2 separate regions of the Homo sapiens genome follow, and region 1 is linked to region 2. A link is a loop called in an ENCODE intact Hi-C map of the cell type or tissue named here. Cell type or tissue: endothelial cell of umbilical vein. All regions are shown on one strand.

Evidence for each region. Hi-C counts contacts between places; a loop is a spot of excess contacts. Peaks named below come from ENCODE experiments on the same cell type or tissue, not always from the same donor. Only the 100,000 strongest peaks of a DNase experiment are listed, where the experiment ranks them.
Region 1: a loop joins it to region 2, with 4 times the contacts of the local background. A loop is called at or near these places in 5 of 110 quality-filtered maps.

Annotation. Positions count from the first base shown.
Region 1 is chr13:41,560,191-41,568,190 of GRCh38, forward strand. VWA8 (von Willebrand factor A domain containing 8) reads right to left here. Exons shown (of 45, transcript NM_015058.2): 45 at 6,645-8,000. It overlaps LOC105370174 (a long non-coding RNA gene), which reads left to right. Exons shown (of 3, transcript XR_941901.2): 3 at 3,157-3,901. Among named protein-coding and RNA genes, the nearest start is that of MIR5006, 4.2 kb to the right of the region's middle. In endothelial cell of umbilical vein, no CTCF peak of the experiment used is centred here; DNase peaks (open chromatin) are centred at 2,081, 3,701 and 5,201; H3K27ac peaks cover 2,801 bases.
Region 2 is chr13:41,609,446-41,617,445 of GRCh38, forward strand. It overlaps VWA8 (von Willebrand factor A domain containing 8), which reads right to left. Exons shown (of 45, transcript NM_015058.2): 38 at 5,531-5,639; 39 at 2,131-2,287. Among named protein-coding and RNA genes, the nearest start is that of MIR5006, 45 kb to the left of the region's middle. RefSeq lists an enhancer at 4,969-5,961. In endothelial cell of umbilical vein, no CTCF peak of the experiment used is centred here; a DNase peak (open chromatin) is centred at 4,846; H3K27ac peaks cover 4,379 bases.

The DNA of each region.
Region 1 (8,000 bases), 49 kb before region 2:
TAGAGCTACACCATCTAAAACACATAGTTTTCTCCGTCACCCCGATTCTGTGAAAGAGAGCTGGAGGGTTGCCTACTAGCTCTTAAAGGCTTTAGCCCACTATTGACACATCACTTCTGCTCACAGCCCAGTGGCCAGAACCAGTCTCACCGTCCTGACCTAACTGCAAGGGCCCAGAGAAATATGGGAGATGTGTGAGCAGTAAATGACTCTGCCATAGTTCCCAAGCTAGCTTAAGTGAAAAGGGGGTGGCTGGGAGGACACCAAGGCATCTTATGGGTCTCTATCTAGGAAGGGGGTCCATCCAAGCCCCCAAAGGAACCGCAACCAGACGTTGGAAAGTTAGGACCCATAGTCACATTCTTAGAGTTCCAGGGTGCCGTATTTACTTCTCTCTCCTTCAGTCAGCAAGTTGACTTTTTCTTTTTTCTTTTTGGGTAGACTGGTTTTCTTTGCTTTTCAAATACAATGGGAATAAGAACAGTCCCTGTCTGAAGGAGCTGTGAGGATATAATGAGTTTATCCATGTAAAGTGTTCAGGAAGTGCCTGGCGCATGGGAAGTGCTAGGTAAGAGTTAGCTATTGCTATTATTTTATGTAATAATAGTAATATTTTTAATTATTCTCCTTGCATATGCCAAAACATGGCTGCCTAGGCTTAGCCTCTAAGACTCCCCCGAGAAGGAACTGACTAAAGGGACCAGTTCTTTTGGGAGCTGAGTGCCTAACTGAGTCAGGGTTCTCCCTGGGTTTGGGGAGAGGGAACAGGCCAGCATGCCCAGCTAATTTTTAAAAATTTTTCGTTGAGATGGGATCTCCCAGTGTTGCTCAGGCTGGCCTTGAACTCCTGGGCTCAAGTGTTCCTCACGCCTCGGCCTCCCAAATTGTTGGGATTACAGGCATGAGCCACTGTACCCGAAGAGAACCATCTTAAAGAGAAAAAAGAGCTGTTTTTATTTTTTGTTTTTAGAAGGCCACGTTCATTTTTTCAGAGGCACTTGGTCTTTTTAGTGCTAAGGAAATAATACTCAAGGATTTTTAAAAACTGTTACACAACAGCTTCTTCTTAAAGGCTGAATCACAGGCACTTTAGAAAACTTCTTAGTGGAGGAGGCTCCACTGATATGTACTCAATACTTACACTCAACAGGAGGGATATATTTCGATTTTGAGTTTGACAGGCACACACTGATCTCATTTAAGTCCTTACCCAGCTGGAGCTCAGGAATTCCAGTGCGCTTTCCACAAGAACTTCCTCATGTCTTGTCGTGCCGAACAGTGGGGCATGACCCAGGCCCTGTTTCTGCAAGGAAAGAGAAGTGGCTCCCAAGAACTGTAGTGGCCTCTTGGTATAAATTGTTTTCCTAAAGGCCCACAGTACAGGGCAAGAGTTTTCTTGGCAACCCAAATTAGAAATAAAAAAAAAAAAAAGCTGATTTGTTCACATCATCAAATAATGGCCCAGAGGCTGTGGAGTAGATGTCCAATTTCAAAGGCCTTGCCCTTCCTCTGGGCCAGAGGCCTTTCATCACAGCTAGGAAATTACCTCCCTAACATGCATGCTGCGCCTGCCTCCATAACCCAGAGGTCAGAAAGGCAGAGCACTTCTATAAGATGGAGGCAAAAATACAAATGGAAAACTGGGTGTCTCTGCAAAAACAAGACTAAGGAGAACCAAGGCACTGCCATCCAAACCCAACACCGCCTTCAGTGAGTGCTCTCAGGAGGCCTGACAGCAGAATATATGCCCAAGGCAAGAATGTCACCCAAGGTTCCCATATCTCCTGCCCTCACGTTGTGTCCCAGGTCTGGGTTCTCTGCTTGAGTAATGCTCCAAGCTGCAAATGCCCCCAGCCAATTCTATCTCCTCAACCCATCACAGGCCCTCTGTCTAAGGACCTTCCTACCAGTGGGGGTTAGGAGGAAAGCATGGGAATGAAAGAATTTGGACCAAGGGGTGCATGATGGTAGCCCGTCAGGGCAACTTGTAGTTGAAAAGAGAAGCCCCTTTTGCAGGGAAACACCACTGTACAGATAGACTTCAGATGCTGCGGGGCACGGCGCCAGGCCAGCTGTGTGGAGCTGCATTCCAGCCAAGTGACTGAATATCTGCTTTCATGCGGTTTTGTGGAGCTGCTACAATCTTCCACCTCTGCAGAGTATACCCGTTTCTTCCAGTCACCACGAAAGGTCATGCAAAAAGAGATTCTTCAGTTCTGGCACTACATATTTAATATCAAATCTTTGTACTTGAGCCTGCAATGGATGGACATGCATATTCTATCAGCCTTGAAAATAGCTGTTCCAACACTGGAGCCCTGAAGGAAACTTTTCAGTTAAATATTCTCTCTTTGCCAACTGCCAAATAGACAATTTTATTATTCAACCCATGGATCCATTAACTCAACCCTGGCCTTCCCCAGTAGCCCCTGTCATCTGCTCTTCTTTTGTGTGTAACACCCTTGATCTGAGCATCCGCTTGTTGCAGAGGCCCTTGGATTCCCCAGCAGCCTCAGGCTCTGTAGGAGCCACCCCTAGGAGGCAAGTCAATCAGGCTGCTTCCCCAGCTTTGCTATTTGATTTCTGTTGGGGCTGCAAGTGTTCCTTTCTAGGCCATTTTTAGGCCTGAATTTCATATGGGCCATAAAATCTTTTGTAAAAGGAAATGGATCAGCTAGCTTTGTCGAGACTCACTCTATTTCTGGAGTCCTGATGATGAAAGACTTAATTAGTGCTGGAGTAAACAAACGGTCAGTCTCGTTAAATTAGCAGCAGTATTTATTAATATAAACACATTGCACTTGAAAAATCCAACTTTAATGTCCCCTCTGAGTAAATATACTTATTTTTCTTCAAGTTTCAATCAGTAAGGCTTCATGTACAGCCATGATGTCATGAGACCAATTACACAGAGTACTCTTGACAGGCTCATGATTTTCTTGCCGTATTCTGGCCTGCGTAAGGAGCAAACTTGCTTTAGGATGTTCAGAGAGACACTGTTCTCTTCCATTTCCAGGTCAAACCCCAGCTACCATGACTTAATGCTTCAGAGCTGCATTTCATATTAATACATTCTTATATTCTGAAACTCCTCTGTGGTCACACTCACCATCTTTGGAGTCTGAATTTATTCACACACTCTGGTTGTTCCTTCAGGGAAGGAGCTAGCAGCCCCAAAGTACTTCCACTGAAGCCTTTGGAAAAGAGGGAAGACTCCAAGTCTCTGGCACCTGCAGAAGAGGGGAATCTTGAGAAGTAGCTGACGCTCCGAGTTTACATGTCCCCTTGGTGAGATTTCTTACAGCAGAACATGACGTTCTTCCCACCCCCAGGATGCAAACCACTTTAAAAGAATGTTATACTTTGCTCTGCGTGGCCAAATACCACAAACACCACTTGATTTTAAAATTATGTAGTCTTGGTATTCCAAAGCCAACGTGCACCACCATGCAAGAACAGATGCGGTCTCTGAAGGCAAAAGCCCCAGGCAGTGCTTAAGTCTCAAAAAAGAGTTGTCATGTCATCCTCAACTTGAGATGTTTGCTTGGCAAGCATTTTTTACTCTCTGGAGGAAATTTTGTTTACAGGATTTAACAGTTACACACACAAACACACACACACACACACACACACACACACACAATTACTCATTGTTCAGCTGCAGAACAAAGGTCAGCTCTTGGCACGCAGTAGTTTTCCAATTCCTGATCCTTTTTGATTTTCAATGTGCCCATCAGCAGACATGTAATTTTATCTTAAGACAGCCAAGTGCAAAGCATGAGACAATAGGCAGAAATCTTGTAAATAACTATCAAACAGAAATAATCCTTTCAGCTGACGAGGGAAAGCCTCCTTTGTTCCATTTTAATGATGTTTATATAAATTTTAGTATGCATATTCAGTCAGTAACATTATTTTAAGGCAGTTGATATAGGTGCCAAAATCCTCTGTGTACTGAGGAGATAGGTTATCTTTTGCATGTGTGGGGTTTTGGAGACAAAAGTTGCACTGAAGTGTGTGGCTCTTGTAAATTATCTCAATTTCCTGTTTGAGATAATGGAGCAGTGGATTTTCACATCCAATCCCTTTAAATCGTAGGTTTAATTCAGTTGAGACCCAGAAGTGATTAGCCCAAGTTTACACAGGCACTTAATAGCTGAGCAGGGTCACAGACAAATTCTACCTAAAGTTTGCAATTACTCCCCATGATAAGCTGGAGAATTGGAATTCCTTTCCATTACCTGTAGTACTTTTGCCATAGTAAGTCTTAGAACAAGAGTAAAGAAAAGGCAATAGGTTTTCATGGCTGGGTGCAGGGGCTCATACTTGTAATCCCAGCACTTTGGGAGGTCAAGGTAGGAGGATTGCTTGAGGCTAGGAGTTTGAGACCAGCCTCAGCAACATGGTGAAACCCCGTCCCTACCAAAAAAAAAAAAAAAAAAAATTAGCTGGGCATGGTGGCATGAACCAGTAGTTCCACCTACTCAGGAGGTTAAGGCAGGAAGATCTCTTGACCCCACGAGGTTGAGGCTTCAGTGAGCTATGATTGTGCCACTGCATTCCAGCCTGAGTGACAGAGCAAGGCCCTATCTCAAAAAAAAAAAAAAAAAAAGAAAAAGGAAAAAGAACCTTATGATATAATCCTGACCAGAAATTGGACTTAAGTATTTTTCAAAGCCATTTATGTTACTGGTTGGAAAAAAATGATAAAAGTGGACATTTTGTTTCTTAATAAGATTAAAAAGCTATGTACGATGTATTAAATATAAGTCGACATTTGATTATTCCTTAGATGCAATTCCAGAAACAAGTTGTCCAGGCAGGAGAGGCTGGCTTAGAATTTGTGGAGTATCTTACAATTGTGGTCATTGGAAACAAATCGAAATGCAGCAAATAAGCCACTATTCCTGTTGTTCCCCTTGTCTGTTTCTCCCAGCTTTATTCACTTAGAAACTTAATTTTGCCTGATCTGACAGGCACAAGAAGGAGCCAGGTGGAGGGAGGCTGGAAGCCTCCAAGGTTGGTCTTTCAGGAACAATGACAATGCTGTCTACTGAAAACCACTTCCAAACGGCTTTCAAAGCCCAGGAGTTTGTTTAGAGAAAATCTTGCTGGCATTGATGGATTTCTTCTCCTCTGACAGTTCACAGGAAAGAGTGTAGTATAAAGAATTAAGTGATTCATTCCAAACATCTGATGGGTTCCCTTCAAGTACTCCCCCTCTGATCCACTTCTTATGGCTGTGCTGAGCCTCCCCATCTGTGATGAGGTCATTTTGTCGGGCACACAGAGGATTCTAGGGGGAATATGCATCATATACTGCAGCTATTCACGGCATTCATTCCTCCTGGCTGCTCATGGGTAACAATGAACCTTCTCAGCATTACATGTGCTTACTAAGGAGACAGGGGTTAGATGCCTTTCAGTGGAACCCCCCGAGGCACACAATGCATTTATTATAATGTCTTGGCCCTAAGAAGGGCCTGGGAACAGCTTGGAGTGGTCTATAATTAAGTACATTTAATAATAAATGCACATACTTCTTAGGTATTGCAAGAAGTGAAAATAAGCTCTTCGTCTTCTCAGTCTCAATTCCCTTTCCCCATCATCCTTCCCCTTCACAAATCAGAAAAGCCAGGAGTACTGTGCTTTTTTAAAAATAGCAATTGCAGAGGATGTCTGGCTGGTCGAGAAAGGTAAATTAAATTACTTGAGAACATTCTTTCCATGTCAAAAAAAATGGCTTCTGCCTCCTCAGGTAGTTACGCATGGGGAGGATTTGCTAAAGGTTGGCTGTTCCTTTAATCTCCCTTGGATTCCACTTCCAAAGGCTTTCAGGGGCAGTGACCCGCTAGCTAAGGGGCATCCCTTGGGGTTAAGCTGCCACTTGGAAGGGCACTTCCTCAGATTGCTGCTGTGCCTAGCAAGGAAGCAGCAGTTAGAAGTGTTCCCCCGACAGTGTCCCATGTCCTCGGTCCCCACACCTCTGAGTGCTCGAATATGGGCAGATAGATAGACTTTCTGAGGAAAGGGAGAGGAAGAGAGCCCTGTGAATGTGGACAGGGTACAAGAAGAGAAGTCACACTGGAAGGAAGAGAAAAAGGCAGCAGGAGTGTGACATGTACATTTGTGAGATGCAGCAAGGGGCGTGGGACTGCGAGGGACGCAAAGGCATTAAGGGGCCTGGAGGCTGGAGGCCCAGCTTTGCCCCTGCCTGGCTGTGAGTGTGGCCTATTTTCTTGAACTTCTCTAAGCCTCAGTTTCTTTACTTGTAAAATGAGGATGTTAATGGTACCATGAATAGTTAGTGAAAGGTCTAGTAACAGGAATCTTGGGAAAGTGACTTAAATTCTCTGAGCCTCACTTTCTTTATCATCTGCAAAATAAGGTAAAAAATACCCCTGTTACATGCATTGTTGTAAGGATGAATGAAATAATGTATGCAATCACTTAGCATATACCTGGTTCACAGTAAATCATCAGTAAATGCTAGCTGCTGTTGTGGCGACCGTTGGAATGCAATTACATTTTTAAAGATACATGTTGGATTGAAATTGTTTGCATCATTGAATGGTTCAATACATGGAGCAGGTGTCTCACTAGAGGAACAAGAAAGCCATGCAAACTCACCAGGTAGTACCACGTTGGAAATCAGATTGCTTTTATTTATTTATTTGATAGTTAATGATAGGGAGAGGGGTGATAGAACAAATGGGTATTATCTTTTCTTCTTTCCTATAATTAATTAAAATGAAATTATGGACCTGTACAATTTCAATAGATATGGATGGATAGGATAATATTATTAATAATAGTTTTTCCAACTTAAGACCAGTTTTTTCAACTCACTGGTGCCCTAACGTTTCTGATTTTGCTATCAATCGTGAAGAGGAGTTTTTAAATTATATGGTTAAAGAGAGAATGACTTTTGCTGAAGCATCTTATTTTAAACAAAGTAATATTGAGCTTATTGATAAAATAAAGGTCAGCCCAAGAGTGTGTGGGAATAAGGTACATTTTGAAAGAAAAGAGAATGAGGCTTTAAAAAAAGTTGTTTTCTTTCTTTTTGTTACAGCTAAAAATTTCCAATCACCATTCACTTCAAATATACCACCTTGATTTTACTTTTTTTACTTTGCTTTAGGTAATTTTTATATGAATATTCTCAATAAATAATTTTCGTGTAAGCATTTATTATTTTGAGCATTACAGTTTGGACCCCAAAATGGAGTACTGTGAATTTTTTGAGAGATGCTAGAAGAACAGAAGAAACAGTAAACTTTTAAGGCAAGACATCTTTCTCCTCCCACTCTAGCAGCAAGGAGAAGAGGACATTTGCTCTTTAAGAGCCTTTTAAAAGTCACGTGGAAAGGCAAGCACTCCAAGGATTTTTTGATTCCTTTTGGCTTTGGCCAAGAAAATGAAATTATTGAGAACAGCCAGACTTTCATAAGATATTGCTGTTGGAGGGACTTTTTGGTGGGTTAAATATTATAAAATCATTGTTTTCTGGTCAATACAGAGCAGGGAGAAAATAAAAATAATTGTTGGATAGGAGCATTTTGGTGGGTTTTGCACAGACTTGCATCTTGTGTCAGAATGTGACATCAAAGGCTCAGTTTGATGGGGTCACTTTTCTAACGTGACCAGATGATGTGTTAAGGCAAAAGCAAAGTATTTTCTCCCCCTCAGGTTTTTGGAAATAGACCAAACACATAGTTCTCAAAACCACCTTCCTTTAACCCCAACCTTTGATAAAGTGCAGGTCAACTAGCTTGCCCTAATCACTTCTAAACTCATCAGTGGAGTATCTTTCCATGTTTAAGTCTCCTTCTGGCTGCTTCTCTGAATTCTCATTACGGAGCAAGTGTAGGAAGACCCAGGAATGCCGGAATCATCCAGTCACTGCATGGGTTCACTTCATCCATATCTTCTTTTTTTCAGAATACTCTTTATTCCTGTCTTATTTCAAATCCTGGTGTCATCAGGGTGATGAAGGG
Region 2 (8,000 bases):
GAAGTCTTGGATTAGCTTCAAAACAAGCCAGCAGAGAAGACTAGGAGTAGAGCCAGAGTTTTCCTCTTGAAGTTGGGGGGTCGGGTCCATCGCATTCATTATATGTTCCTCTCAACTTTTATGTTTGAAAAGTTCCTAGTAAAAGGTTGAAAAATTTTCAGCAGCATTAAATGAAATATTCACCAAATGGGATGAAAGTCCCATTTCTACATGAAAGTAGAAAGCAACATCTTTCTCTTGGTGTTTTGCTGTGCCCCATCTTTCTCAGGATCTCCATGTGTTTCTATTTCTTTCTCTCCTTTCTCACACGCTTGGCCAACTCCTCTGTCTTTCAACCACCTTACGGTATTCTCTTTTACTTCAACTGAGACTCTTCTCTGCAGCATTTACTAGAGGTGTACATTTTCCTCATCCCTTCCCCATGTCCTCTCTTTCCTCTCTTACATCCGCTAAATTCATTTGCGTTAAGGGCACAGATGCCCCTTACTTCTTCCCCTGTAGGGCAATTGTCCTGAAGAGAACCACACTCCTTACTCCTATTATGGCAACAGGAGAAGGGCGTACATACTTGTGGCCAGGCACTGTTACCTTTCTGCCTCCCTGTGAACTATGTGTGTGCCAGAACACTCTTATCTACCTGTCCACTTGGGCAAAAAATTAGACTGAACAATTACTTGGCAGGTTTTAAGGGTGGCAACAACAGAACTCATTAATTGCGGAGGGGAGAATGACACATTTCCAATTGTTTAGTTCTTTTTCTAAATGGGTACTTTATAATTCATAAGAAATGCAGAGAACTTTCATTCTAACAAGACTGTTCACTACACTATTCTCTACCCTTTTTTGAGAGGCATAAACACTTTCATTCCTAACATAGTTACCTGTTCTCATAACCTCCCTGGGAGAAAGGGAGAGTGAATTTTATTTCCAGAAGAGCAAATTCAGGCACAAAGAGGACAGATAAACTGTCAACAGTCACCAGGGAAGCCAGCAGAAGGGCTGAGAGCAACACTCTTGCCTCTAGCATCAAGTGTGTTATTTACCTGCTGAACCCTCGAGGGTCTGAGCTGGCAGGCTTTCCTGAGGGTGTGGCGGCAGGGCCTGCATTCTTGTCTCTATTGTCCTGTACTGTTTACTTGCAGGATGTGGAAGCACAGCATGTAATGTAATACCAGATGTTCTACGTGGGAGGAATTTCATAACTCATACATTTTAGCATGCTTTTTTCTAACTGCGCCCATCTCCTTTCATGCAGCACAAAAATGTAAATCTGTTTCCCAAACTACTACCAGGTCCTGGAATCTAAAAGGAAATACTGGTGGTTCTTTGGTATTTTTCACTTTTAGTTGAAGCACACATGTGGATGTCTAGGGTAACATCATGTGGATTCTTCTTATTTTTTAAATGGCTCCTATTGTAGTGGCCCAGAACAGCTGGGGAATGTCCGAGGGCCACAGGCTCACTGGCCTAGATTAAGGCCTCTACTCACTGATGAGGCCTCCCTATCCAAACTCACTGTCCCTCCTCCCGAGCTGGTACCCATTATCCTGAGTGGGCTAGCTGCCTCTCTCTTCCATAGACACTATGCTCATCCTGCCCTGGTGCCTCTGCTCATTTAGTTTTCCCTTTCTGAAATATCCTAGCTCTTCTCTTCCCATCTCTAAATCCTAGCTGAGCTCTGGCCCCACCTCACATCAGCCCACTAAACTTGCCTTTCTCTGCACTGCTGGAGGGGACAGCCTCCGCACCCTATGACTTTAGCACTTAACTCTGTGCATGTGTGTATGTATGTTCCCTTGTCCTGTCTCCGCACTAATCTGCAAGATTTCTGAGGGCAGGAAGGGACCATTGTGTAGACTTACCTGAATTCCCTATGTTGCCTAGGAACAGATAGACATGGATGGGGCGATTTGAGCTTTAGATTTTAAGGAGCCTGAGTAGAAAGAACAGGTGATTTTGTTTATTTGGCTGTTTCCGTTAGGGACGGGGATGGCTGTGGATTTCAGTTTGAGGTCCGAGTTGCTGCATGAGGTGGAGGTGGAAACACACACAAATCTAGGTTTCCCCACAGTCCATCATGACATTTCACCATAGCAGTAGTGCTGGTCTAAATGTGATGGGAGCACTGACCTCTGCTGGAATGCTCTCTGGCCCATCTCTCTAGCAGCTCTCTTGACCTCTTCGGGAACTGCATCTTTCTCAGCCTGAGAGACCTGGTACACCGTATGGCCTGCATCCAGCCGGTAAGGGCCTCCTTTGCCACCCAGGCCTGCCGTGTCTCTTCCCCCTGGAAGGAAAACGTGGAAATTCAGATGATAAATCTGAACTTGACCACAGAACAAAAGTTGGGTCATGGTTTTAGGACAGCCTTGTGGAGGATATTAATTGTACTTAACTAGTAATTAAACAGTCAAATTACCTTCTGGAAAAAGATGTATTCTCTTGTTTAGGATGCTTTTCCTTTTTCCCATCCATTAAAATACTACCTATATATCAAGGCTTACTCCAGCTTCTATGACACCTTAGCTAATGCTGCTACCTCATAAGGATCCATACTCTTGTGTACTATTTGTTATCCTTTCATATTTATTTTTCTCACCAACTATATGATGGATGAGATATTTTATTTACTTTTGCACTACCGCACCTATAAGAGTGGTTTGAATATCATAGATACTTAGTATATATTTGCTAATTAAATGAACAACTGTTTCCCTCCCTCACATATTACCTTAGTTTTCCTTAAAAAACCTAGACAGTTAAGCTATAAATACTGTTTTTTTCTGTTCTGCAAATTATAAAAATAATGCACAGAGAGGCTAAATGACATATTCAGGACCTCGTATCACTGGCTTAGCCAAGATTAGAAGCCAATTATTACACCAACTTTGACTTCTGGTTTGAACAATATATAACATAAACACCATCAGCTTTAGAACAGTCTTTCAATAGAAACTCAAGTTTACATAATACATATTACATATACATATTACGTTTTATAACATAACATTGTATGAACTGTTCATATTGTAAATGCCTGTAAGGCCAGGTAGGTCATATGATAAAAAGTGGTGGGGACATTGGCTAACTTAGGATTTACCTTGTCTAAATACATGAAAATTGAAATTATTTTAAAACACTACATGGACCAGAGAAAAAAACACATCTGTTGGCTAGATTTGGCCTTTGGGCTATAAGATTGTTACCCCTATTTAGGGGTAGATTAGAATACTAGTAACCTGTTTCTTTTGTTCATTCACGTATAACTTGAGAACTTAGAAGGGAATCCAATATTGGAGGGGCAGTATAGTATAATACACTGCTATTGTAGAGTATATTATGATATAGTTAAACCAGACTGCCTGGGTTTGAATCCTGGCTCCAACCCACCAGCCATTTATCTTTGGGGAACTACTTAACTTCTCTGTGTCTCAGGCTCCTCTTTATAAAGTGGGGATACTAATATTATTTACTTCATGGGATTGTCATGAAGCTAAAATGCTTAGAGCAGTATCTGGCACATAATAAAAGCCATATAATGGACTGCTTTTACTATTATTATTAAACAAAGCCTAGTTACACAGAATTAGGCAATTTCTAGTTTTATAAAGTGGAAAATTTGAAGGCTTTTAGACTTTGGGTAAATTATGTTACATTTTTCTTTCACCATCACCACCCCCACCTCCACCTTACCACTGAGCTTTAACTGGTCTAACAAAACTAAAACCAAGAACTCAATATGAACTGCTTTCCTTATGAAAGTCCAGGTAGGTCATTTCCTTTTGGGAAATACCATGAGAACTGCCTATTAATTACACTACTTTAATCTTTTGATTGGAACATATTTCACTTTTATTTAGAAATGGGTGGTGGAAAATTCCTTCTGGGATGTGTGTGACTCCCATTTCTTACTCATGGCCAGCCAATAGGCAGAGGGGTACAGTAACTGGACAGTGACAATGAGCTATAGGAGGAAAAGGTGTTTCTGGGATCTAACTCCTTTCCTACAGGAGGGTATCCTGAGTATGGGTGGATCATGAATTTGAGCTGAAAGCTTCCTAGGTGCTGAGATGTTATCATTCTGGTGAAAGGGAGAAAGTGGTGGAACCATCAGAAGCTGGTGTGAGTGACTGGCCACCTGAGTCGCAGGGCCCCAGGCAAAGTCACACTGGGGTGGAGCAGGAGGTGCTCTTCATGATCTCCACTTCCCAGAGCCTTTAATTTGTACTATTTAAATGAAAGTGCTTACCAGAGGTTCTAAGACTGCAGGGCATAAGCCTGGACATTCCAAACCACTTCAGAAGATAATGGGGAGGGTGGGCAAGGGAGGAGCATTGATGAAGAAAGGGGAATCAAATGACTTGTTGGGCCAGAGCTCAGTTCAAAGTAAAGAATTCTGAGGGAAAAGAATGGCAGAGAGAAAAAGAGAAATTGAAGCCAAGGAGCCTTGATCAATTGAAAACTAAAAGCCAGGTGAAACAAATGTAGCCTCAATCTGGACAGATACGTGAGCTAGTAAATTCAAGTTTGGTAACAAATAGGAATTTCTCCCCCAGAGTAGTCCACTGCTGGGAAACCACATCTGGCCAGCTCGTCCCACAATGCATTCCATATGGATTAAATCTTGTTGGCTTGACGCTAACTTCCAGATCAAAGGACATTTCTAAAAATAGCCTTACTTTAAAGCTGATGCTTGATGAATAAACAGAGTAGGCAAGAAGTCCACAGGCCTATTTGATAGCACATTGTCTAAGCAGAGAAACCCATTTCCTCCCGAGGCTGTCAAGGCCAAGAGGCACAGACCATCCTAAGGAAGGTGAAGTACAGAGCTCCTGCCAGCACTCCTCATGGTGAGATAAGCTCAGACAGTGCGCACACAGTCTGGCCCTATTCCTGTGGACTCGCAGATGTGTCTGCTCCAGCTGCCGCAGAGGAAAAAGGAAGACGGCAGTCCTGGGAACAATGCCCTAGTTGGGCAGCCAAGAGGAAGGAGTCGGCCATCGGTTTAGACTGCAACCAGCCTTATCTCGAAATCTTGCATCCTCAACGTACTTCGAAGATGTGGAAGACAAGGACCATTTCTTTTCAGTCAGTTGCTGAAGAAAGAATTTACTGTGGATTTCTGGCATGATCCCAAGGTCATGGAATTTAAAAGAAGGGATTAACACTTTAGTGAAAATATTCTTCATGCCAGGCACTGTGCTCAGTGCTTAACAATCGTAATCTCATTTAATCCTCACCACAATTTAAGGTAGTTCACACTATCCCCCTTTGACTGATGAAGCAACTCCAGGAGGGTCAGCATGTTCTTAGGTCACAGGGTGGCAGAGCCTGTGGGACTCCAAATGCCAGGCTCTTCACATGCCTTGATGTCACGCTGGGGCAGAGGGCAAGACAACAATCCAACTGAGTAATGAGGGAGGCTGAGAAGGAAAGCCCGTCTCTGAGTCTTCTCAGGGGCGATGTGCTGGCCTAATGGGCTTGGGAAACCTGGGGAAGGCTGACTCAGGAGAATGCCTGTGCTACCAACCTGTTCCGCCAGCCCAAGTGTTGCCGCCCACGTGAGGCATGTTGTCTGGGTCCTCCTTCCCGTGTTTGGGGGAGCTTACATCTTCACCACTGTCTCTGTTGATTGTTATCTAAAAATGAACAATTGAGACATTTTTACTATCCTGTGACAAACACCAGGGACTGCATGACAGAAAAAAAAATTATTTTCTCCTAAGTCCTTAAGGTATCACATAACCTCAGGCCACTGGACTTGATAAATGCTGTGAGTATTTGGCAAAAATTCCATCAGATGGATTCCAACATCCATCTAGTTGGGAAGAAGAACTAATTTTTTAAAAAACTCTTAAAGAAAAGTAAAGGAGCTGGACTGCATTATAGCTACAGAATTTTTCTGGTGCAAACCAAGCTGTGAGCATTTACACATGGCATGAGACTTACCAGATGCAGGGAAAATGGATCTCACTGGAGAGGGGTATTTTGCCAGTGGTTTAAAAGGATCACCACCTAGCTGATCCAGCTGAGTCATTATATACACACTTACCCATTCTGTTTTCAAAGAAATCCCATTACTCTGAGAGATGCCATTTTACATATAATATATGGAAAAGAAAAACAAAAAGTTATGTATGTATGCCTTAGTGATAGATTTATGTTATATACTAAAAACTGCTTATTTATTTTTTTGACCCACTTCAATTTTTATTATGGTATTTTGTAGCTTTCCTAATTCATCTTTATTGTAAAACTAGATTTATGATTCCTGCAATTCAAATAGAATAAGAAGTACTTTAGCCTTCCTCTGTGAGAGCCTGAAGTTCATTGCTTCCTATTTCATTCAGTACAGTGTCACCAAAAGGAGTGACAACCACACAGAAATTTCAATCCTAGTAGTCAGTTCAGTAGATACTACTCCACAATAAATCAAAGCATTCACATTTTATGCACACCATGAGCCTGCTCTCAGATGCAATGATTTCCCAGAAGACAAGATCAAATTCTCATTCATTTGTTCAAATAAGACTTAAAGAAAATGTACTGATGGAACATTCTGTGAGGTACCATGGGGCCTACAAAGCCATTGACGATTGGTTCCTGCCCTCAAACTGCTTACAGTGGAACAAGAGAGCTTACAAATAAATGGGCCTGAAGTCAGTCTTTAGAGTTAACCATTCCATGTTGGTATATGGGATTTTCATTCTTGATGTTGGGATTAATGCAGTTAGGTAGGTAATTTGAGGTCTTTGCAAATAAAATGGCCATTCAGAATAAAATCAAGACAACTTCTACTGTCTTACGTCCAAGTTGGTTCATTTCAAGTGTTATGACATCGTAGGGATTTTAATTAGCTGGACTTTTCTGCAAATAGCTTCGGCAGGATCAACAAAGTTTTTGCCAAAACTTCAGCATACTCCAAGAAAATTTAGCAGCCAGACATGACAATTGATATAAATTCCACACACATAATCATGCTCTAAAAATGGGTGAAAATAATTTTTCCTCCTGTTTTCTTAAACAAGCAAGATAGCTAGGAACATTTAGAGAAAAAAAAAACATTTAAAATACTTTCCCAAAAACTTGCCACCATTTTTCAACTCGTTTATAAATAATGTAAGAGATAAGCAGTAAATTAAAATACATATACTGGCTACAAGAATTCCAGAAGAGCACTAATCAATAAAATTTTCTGTGTTGATGAAAATGTTTATATTTGAGGTGACCAATATGGTAGTCACTAGCCATTAGCTCAATATGGCTGTGAGCATGTGAAATATGGCTTGTGCGACTGAGGACCTGAATTTTAAATTTTATTTAGCTAACTAAAATTTAAATTTAAATAGCCATGTGTGCCACTGGCCATCTCATCAGACAGCGCAGCTCAGGCACAAGCTTGCCTCAGACCTGGAGATCCTGTTTAGAGATCTTTGCAGCACCCTCTAGATGTACTCCATGAGAAATGAGAAGGACAAAGAACATTTCAAAACTGGTACAGTTTTATTCTGTTGCTAATTTAATAAATCTATATGAGTCTGGGCGCAGTGGCTCACACCTGCAATCCCAGCACTGCGAAAAACAAAACAAAACAAAAAAACTATATGAAAGGTATGATTACAGTCTAAATTTTTTTAAAACAAACAGAATGGAACTTACATATGGAGATACTATTTTTTTTTTTTCTTTTTGAGATGAAGTCTTGCTCTGTCACACAGGCTGGAGTGCAGTGGTGCAATCTTGGCTCACCGCAACCTCCACCTTCCAGGTTCAAACAATTCTCCGGCCTCAGCCTCCCAAGTAGCTGGGATTACAGGCACCTGCCACCACGCCCAGCTAATTTTTTTATTTTTAGTAGAAACAGGGTTTCACCATGTTGGCCAGGCTGGTCTTGAACTCCTGACCTCAAGTGATCCACCCGCCTTGGCCTCCCAAAGTGCTGGGATTACAGGCATGAGCCACTGTGCCAAGATACATTTTTTTTTAAATAATAAGAAGAT